Regions from separate parts of the Mus musculus genome. Here all the other regions are linked to region 1. A link is a loop called in an ENCODE intact Hi-C map of the cell type or tissue named here. Cell type or tissue: heart. All regions are shown on one strand.

Region 1 (2,500 bases):
TTCATGTCCATGTGCATGTATGTGCATGTATGCCTGTGCTGGTACCTTTTGGGGCCAGAGGTTAGCATTTGCTCTTGTTCCTCTAGCCAGCTTCGGTGGGGTTTTGTTTTGGTCAGGGTCTCACTGCCTAGCATCACCTAGTAGATGGAGGAGGTTGGCTGGCCGGAGGGCCCAGGCATGCTGTCTCTACCTCCCCAGTGCTAGCATTGCAAGCATGAGTGTTGCCGGTGACCTGCTGGGATTACCCAGCTTCTGGGGATCGACACAGGCCCTATCTAGGATAACTTTACTGACTGGGCTATCTCTCCAGCCCTGGAGCTCCTTTTAAATATCTTTTTTTTTTCTTTTTGTTTGTTTGTTTTTGAGACAGGGTCTATGAATCCAAGGCTTGCTCCTCCAACTGATAGATGTGCCTGCCTCTGCCATCTGAGCACTAAAATGAACTTCCTGGCACTATGCCTGCCTGTATTCTTCTTCCTGAGACAGGGTTTCTCTGTGTAGCCCTGGCTGTCCTGGAACTTGTTGTATAGACCGGGCTGGCCTCGAACTCACAGAACATCCACCTGCTGCTGCTTTTGTTGTGCCAAGAGTAAAGGTGTGCACCACCACACCTGGAGTAAATTTTTTAGAGGTTTATTTATTTATATGAGTACACCATTGCTCTCTTCAGACACACCAGAAGAGGGCATCAGATCCTGTTATAGATGGTTGTGAGCCACCATGCAGTTGGTTGCTGGGAATTGAACTCAGGACCTCTGGAAGAGCAGTCAGTGTTCTTAACCACTGAGCCATCTCTCCAGCCCCTCTGTTGAGTTTTTATTTTCTTCCATTATAGTTTAGCTTTCTAAGAACTCCTTTTGTTTATTTGAATGGTAGTTGCACACACACACACACACACACACACACACATAATTTTTTCTTTTAAAGGTCTGGGGAGATGGCTCAGTGATTCTGGCTGCTCTTCCAGAGGTCCTGAGTTTAATTCCCAGCAACCACATGGTGGCTCACAACCATGTATAACCATCTATAATTGGATCTGATGCCCTCTTCTGTTATACATGCAAATAGAGCACTCATATGTATAAAATAAATAAATATTTAAAAAAAATAGCTTGGGGGTGCTGCTGGAGAGATGGCTAGGAGGTTAAGAGCACTGGCTGCTCCTCCAGAGGTCTTGAGTTCAAATCCCAGCAACCACATGGTGGCTTATAAATATCGATAATGAGATCTGATGCCTTCTTCTGGTGCATCTGAAGACGGCTACAGTGTACTTACATATAATAAATGAATAAATCTTCTTAAAATATATATACTTTTGGGGCTGGAGAGATAGCTCATCAGTTAAGGGTACACACTGCTCTTCCAGGGAAGCTGGGTTTGGCTCCCCAGCACTGAGGTTTGGCTTTTCAGTTTACTGTGACTCCAGCTCTAAGGAATTCAGCGCCCTCTTCTGGCTTCCTTGGGCACAACACATACATGCAAATTAATAAACAATAAGAAAAACACAGCATTCTAATTACAGTGCTTGAGGGTGGAGCAGGATAATGACTTCTAGGTCTCCTGAGCTAAGTGCCACCCTGCCTGAAATGGGGATGTATTTCAGTGTTGCACATTCGCCAGGTATGGCTCCACATAGAGCCCTGGATTTGACTCACTGAAGGTTTCAGCCGTGCAGTGCGCTCTTTTCAGACGCACTGGATTATTCCACCGAGGACACTTAAGCCATTTTCCTGCTTGGCAATCTGTTTGCTCTAATTTGCTTTTTTTTTTTTTTTAATTTGAATAAGAGGGGTGTGCTCGTGTACGTCCATACGTGAGTGTTTGTGACATATCGAGGCCAGAGATCGGCACGGGCGTCTCCCTCTATTGCTCCCTACCTTTGTTTTTGAGACAGGGTTTTTGGTTGACGCTGGAGCATGCCAATTTGCCAATTTGGCTAGACTGGCTGGCCAAGAAGCCCCCAGGATCTGCCTATTCTGTTTGTCTTAGGGTTGTTATTGCTGTGATAAAACACCAGGATCAAAAGCAAGTTAAGGAAGGACATTTATTTGGCTTATGCTTCCACGCCACTGTTCATCACTGAAGGAAGTCAGACAGGGGAGGAACCTGGAGGCAGTAGCTGATGCAGAGACCATGCTGGGTTGCTGCTTACTGGCTTGCTCAGCCTGCTTTCTTATAGAATCCTGGCCCATCCGCCCAGGGATGGCTCCACCCACCATGGGCTGGGCTACATTCACTAATCAAGAAAATGTCCTATGGGCTGGACTACAGCCTGATCTTGTGGAGGCATTTTCTCAGCGGAGCACCTTTCTCTCAGATGACTCTAGCTTGTGTCACACTGACATAAAACTGCCCTGATGAGTTGAAATGACAGATTGTCGGCTGAGCTAGATTTTTCTATGAACTCAGGCCTACACCAAAACACTTTTCCATCTACCCCTGCCTCTTCCACCCCAGGCATCTCTCTAGCCTCCAATTTGCTTTTTCCTTTCTGACTTGC
Region 2 (2,500 bases), 210 kb before region 1:
GGAAGCTGAGCCGTCTGCAGCCAGAGCCTGCGGCGGCGACTTGGGTGGGCCGAGAAGGCACGGGGGCGGGGAAGGCGGGACCGGGAAAAGGGGGTGGGGCCGACTCCAGGGAGTTGGGGAGAAGGGGTACGTACGTAGAGGACTCTAGAAAATAGACTGCGAAGATGATTCGGGTCTTTGGTAGGCTAATTCTCATGCTCCCATCCAGCCCAGAAAACCTTTACTGAAACTGGAAAAGTTAGTAGTATGAAGAGGGAGGCGTGAGTGTAGGCGGTGGCTCTCGGTGAAGGGGGCTGTCGCCCCGTTTTTATCCTGTCTCTTGGAGCTCTCGGGCAATGGAACAGGAAGAGTGACAACTTTGAGGGAACTTCTAGTGTCTGGGGGTCCTTTACAAGTCCTTCCCTTCCCTTGAATGAGTCACAGAGGAGAGAGGCGGGAGATGTGCCCCCTCATCCAGCTGCCAGCCAGCTGTGCCCCCCACCCCCACGTTAGTGCCAATGTCGAGCTGGGAGGTCTTGGATGCGGGATTCGGGTCTCGGCTGGAAAAGGAGGAGTTAGCAAAGGTAGCCCGGGCTACAGCACTTTGGCTGGGTCGTAGGGTCCGGGTTCCGTTCCCCATTTTACCCCGCCCTCACCCTAAATCCCAGCATCCCGGGATCACCCACCGCGCCGGCCGGCCCGCTCCCAGTGGTTCTCCACCCCACCCCGCCCCACCCCACCCTCCGTTCCCGGAAGGCTGAAAAACCTGGAGTGGAGTAAAAACTTGTTGAGGGAAAGCGGACCTCGCATCAGCTCCTCTCTCTCTAGCCTTGAGGACTTCGTTTTCTCATTCCCATTAAGACTTTCCTGACAGCCCCTTCCCGATTTCCCCCAAAACCAAACGGGATAGGTAAACCCAGAGTTAAACCGCCTCAGAATGACTTTAGCTCTCATCCTTTTTACTCAAAAGTCGGGGAGACGCTCTGCTCTGAAGTCTTATTCCCTCCCACACATAGTTCTCTGTCTGAGGACAGATCATTTGTGTTCTCTTCTGGCCCTACCAGTCTATCTGGACTGAAACGAGGTCTCCCTCTAGTGGACACTGGAGAGATTGCTCATGAGCTCTGCTCTTGGGCATGAGCCGGCAGCCCTGGGCATGAAGTCAGACCTTCCGTGTGTTCCACCATCACACACCTCAAAGCTGGCCCATGGCCAGAACAAGAAATGGTAGAGGGAAAAGAAAAAAGAAAAGCAAGTAGAGAGAGCTCATGGCATTAAAAATCACCTAGGACTTGTGTTGGATCAGTTAGTCCCTAACATTCCCTTGTACATACAGAGACTGTGGATCCCCAAGACTGAACGGCTGCTTCTGCCCACTCTTTGGGATGTTTCTTCTTAAGGAAGCTGAAAAACGTTATTGATTTCCATGACCAGTTTCTGAGATGAGGGTTAGAGGCACAAGGGACATGCTGGCGGGCGGGGGGGGGGGGGGATCTGTGCCTGAAACTGTCATTTATCTTCTCTGTTTCGTTCCATCTTTATAACTGGCAGATCTACATTCCTTTCCACAGGTCCCCTCATCCTTCCCTGAGACGCCATGTTCAATCCAATGACTCCACCACAAGTCAATAGCTATAGTGAGCCATGCTGTCTCCGACCCCTCCACAGCCAAGGAGTCCCCAGCATGGGAACAGAAGGTGAATACATTTACCAGTCCCTGGGCCTTGAGGACTTGGCAGTCGTCTCACCTAGCGCCAGGATCCTCTCAACTCCATCCCTAGCGCATTCTAGTTTCCTATCTACAGGAGGATTTACACACACACACACACACACACACACACACACACACCACCATGTATGTTTAGAGTTTGGGATCATATCTTATGTTGGGTCTTAAGGTAAGCCCTGTATTCCCCATTCAAAGACCTGGCTCCAGCTGTCTCTCTTTTCTAGGACTTTCTGGTCTGCCCTTTTGCCACCAAGCCAACTTTATGTCAGGGTCCCAGGGTTATGGAGCAGCCAGAGAGACCAGCAGCTGCACTGAAGGTGAGCACTGGGGCAATCCCCCCTGCCCCTGCCCGTCTGGGACTTGCTCTGCAGGAGAAGGTGGGGAAGCTAGGGCCAAACTCAAGGTAAGAAACATCCAGAGACAAAGGCAACCAGGGGACAATCAATCAAGAGGCTCTAGGCAGAGCAAGGCAAAAGCAGCAAGGTTTTTGAGCGAGGCCCCACCCACCAAGTGCAGGGATACAATGTACCTTTACAGTATCTTTCCCCCCCATTGTAATTTTATTTTTGTAACAATGTATATGTCTGTGTGAGGCTGTGCAGGTCCTGGCGCCCTCCCTGAGGCCCAGGGTGTGGGACCATCCCTGGAGATGGAGTTACAGGAAGTAGTGAACTGCTTGATGTGGGTACTAGAAATCATACTCAGATTCTTTGAAGGAACGGCAAGTGCTCTTAACCACAGAACCATCTCTCCAGCCCCCTTTACTACATCTTAACTCCTGTCTCCTGCCCT
Region 3 (2,500 bases), 190 kb before region 1:
AAAACAAAACAAAAACCACACACTTTTTTTTTTTGAGACTAGGTTTATAAAGACCAGGATAGCTTTGAACTCAAAGAGATCCAACTGCCTTCGCCTTCTGAGTCCTGGAATTAAGGGAGTGTCCCACCACACCCAACTCCTTTTTCTTTTATTTGTAAGGGGTTTCGAGTGCAGGGAGGTCTCTGCACCACATGCATGCAGTAATCATGAAGACCAGAAGAGGGCGCATGATTCCCCTAGGACTCAAGTTACAGACAACTGTCAACCATGCAAATGGGTCAAAGGAGAGTCCAGGAAAAGGACAGCCTGGCCTGTGTTCTCCGCTGAGCCATCTTTCCAGGCTTCCTCACTGATTTACTGACAGATCCCTAGTAGCTTAGGCTGGCTTGCAATAGAGGATAACGTCGAATTTATGATAATTTTATCACCACCTCTTCAACGCTGGGATTACAGGAGTGGACACACCACCACACAGTGTTGTGTACCGGGGGTGAACCCAGCGGTTTGCACATGCTAAGCAAACGCTTACTAACTAAACTACATTCCCAATTCCTAAGTAATAAAGGTTCGCGAGCCACATCCTTTGTGGCTGATGGACAGCCACATTAATTTCCACGTTGACACTAAAGTTTGCTCACAGTTCCCCAACTGATTTTTAATCTTGTAGCTAAATGCATCGCCACGCTCTCGGACTACCCGCACACAAACCAATTAAAAACTCCGATCCTTAACAACTTGAATCGGCGCGTGCGATACCACTTCAACGACCAGTAAGGAATCAGAAAATGCCACCCATCGCGTCGTCTCCATCGGATCGCTTTACAGCGGCCGACTTCAACAGTTCAAAGGACCCTCTCGGAGCCGGCCGACCCAGAGTGCCACGCTAGCCCGCACCGTCAACTTCCGGGTCTCGTTGGTAACCATTTCCTGTTTCGTAATGGTGCGTGATGGGATGAGTAGTCGGCTTTCCTGGAGCCTACCGCGAGCGTCCGGCCGACACAGAACTCCATTTCCCGACGTGCCTTGCAGCTTAACCCAGGAGCGGGAGGCCGGTTCCGATTGCATCAGCGTGGGCTCCGAGGCACGATGAGACTGTTCGTGAGCGAGGGTTCCCCGGGGAGCCTGCCCGTGCTGGCTGCGGCCGCGAGGGCCCGGGGTCGGGCGGAGCTGCTCATCAGCACCGTAGGCCCCGAAGGTACTGGAGTGGCTGCCGGTGGGCGGCGGGTGAGGGGTGTTCATCTCACAGTTGTTTGCCAGGCTCCAGTGCCCGTTCCCCAATCGACTCAACGTTAACTTTAGTCACGCCAACCTTTGTTTCCGTAACCCTTCTGAAGTTAGTTCCCTTAGTTACCCTCACTGTACTCTTCAAACCTCGTTTTAAGTCTCCCCTCTGGTTAGTTTTCCAGGACCCACCTATCATGGCAACTCCCTCTCAGCCCGGTCACTCTCGCGATCACCTCCAACCTCCCGTGTCGTTTTGGGGAAGCCCCTTTCTCCTTCCAGGACCTCAGTACAGACATGTGCACACTCAGTCCTTGAAGTTTATTGCGTATTCCCAGACAACTTTTTTGGGTGACTTTCTAAGAGTTGTCTGGTCAGATCCTCCCTGACAGCTTGACTGCAGCACTATTCTATACCTCTCTGTAGACTCTACCTCTTGTTTGCAGTTGGCAGTCTCAACTGAACACTAGCTGGCCCCTCTAGCATATTCCACCACCACCCCTCCCCGGTTAGTGTTCTTACCTTCGAAACTGTAGATTGAAAACCCAGGCCTCCAGCACACAATGTGACGTCAAATCATTTCTTTTAAGATTTACTTATTTATTTAATGTATATATGAGTACACCGTAGCTGTACTGATGGTTGTGAGCCATCATGTGGTTGCTGGGAATTTGAATTCAGGACTTCTGCTGGCTCCTGTCAACCCCGCTTGCTCTGGTCAACCCCGCTTGCTCAGGCTGCGCCCCGCCTTATATCTAAGTACACTGCAGCTATCTTCAGATTTACTGGAGGAGGGTGTCAGATCTCATTACGGGTGGTTGTGAGCCACCATGTGGTTGCTGGAAATTGAACTCAGGACCTTCGGAAGGGCAGTCAGTGCTCTTTAACAGCCGAGCCATCTCTCCAGCCTCCTCATTTATTTTCTTACCCCTGATTTTCACCCATTTTCCTCTGTCTCAGAGTGTGTGGTACCATTCCTTACCCGGCCTAAGGTCCCTGTCTTGCAGCTGGATAGTGGCAACTACCTCTTCTCTGCTAGTGCAATCTGCCGGTCAGTATTGGTTCTTGGTGTGGGGAGGTGCCCAAATCAGGGTGAATCACTAATCTTTCTGTGACCTTATTTGCAAATACTGTTCTACTGTGGGTTCATCCATGAACTAGACAGATGCTTCAACTTACTTTCTCTCCCTGGGCAGATATTTTTTTCTGTTATGTGGCTGGGAACAAGATGATCTCACCAACCAGTGGCTGGAATGGGAGGCAACAGAACTGCAGGTGA

What was found. Peaks named below come from ENCODE experiments on the same cell type or tissue, not always from the same donor. Only the 100,000 strongest peaks of a DNase experiment are listed, where the experiment ranks them.
Region 2: it touches region 1 in a loop (2.5-fold over the local background); 5 of 42 quality-filtered maps call a loop at or near these places.
Region 3: a loop joins it to region 1, with 2.5 times the contacts of the local background. A loop is called at or near these places in 4 of 42 quality-filtered maps.

The regions. Positions count from the first base shown.
Region 1 is chr10:127,122,622-127,125,121 of GRCm38, reverse strand. No RefSeq gene overlaps it. Among named protein-coding and RNA genes, the nearest start is that of Os9, 2.7 kb to the right of the region's middle. In heart, a CTCF peak has its summit at 1,451 (motif pointing left); a DNase peak (open chromatin) is centred at 1,451; H3K4me3 peaks cover 1,052 bases.
Region 2 is chr10:127,337,597-127,340,096 of GRCm38, reverse strand. It overlaps Gli1 (GLI-Kruppel family member GLI1), which reads left to right. Exons shown (of 13, transcript NM_010296.2): 3 at 1,551-1,676; 4 at 1,933-2,025. The coding sequence starts at 1,577. Among named protein-coding and RNA genes, the nearest start is that of Gli1, 2.7 kb to the left of the region's middle. In heart, a CTCF peak has its summit at 1,076 (motif pointing left); DNase peaks (open chromatin) are centred at 686 and 1,076; H3K4me3 peaks cover 1,120 bases; H3K27ac peaks cover 818 bases; H3K27me3 peaks cover 1,298 bases.
Region 3 is chr10:127,310,216-127,312,715 of GRCm38, reverse strand. Mars1 (methionine-tRNA synthetase 1) reads left to right here and starts at 930. Exons shown (of 21, transcript NM_001003913.2): 1 at 930-1,195; 2 at 2,182-2,272; 3 at 2,418-2,496. The coding sequence starts at 1,087. In heart, no CTCF peak of the experiment used is centred here; DNase peaks (open chromatin) are centred at 235 and 1,025; H3K4me3 peaks cover 1,927 bases; H3K27ac peaks cover 1,561 bases.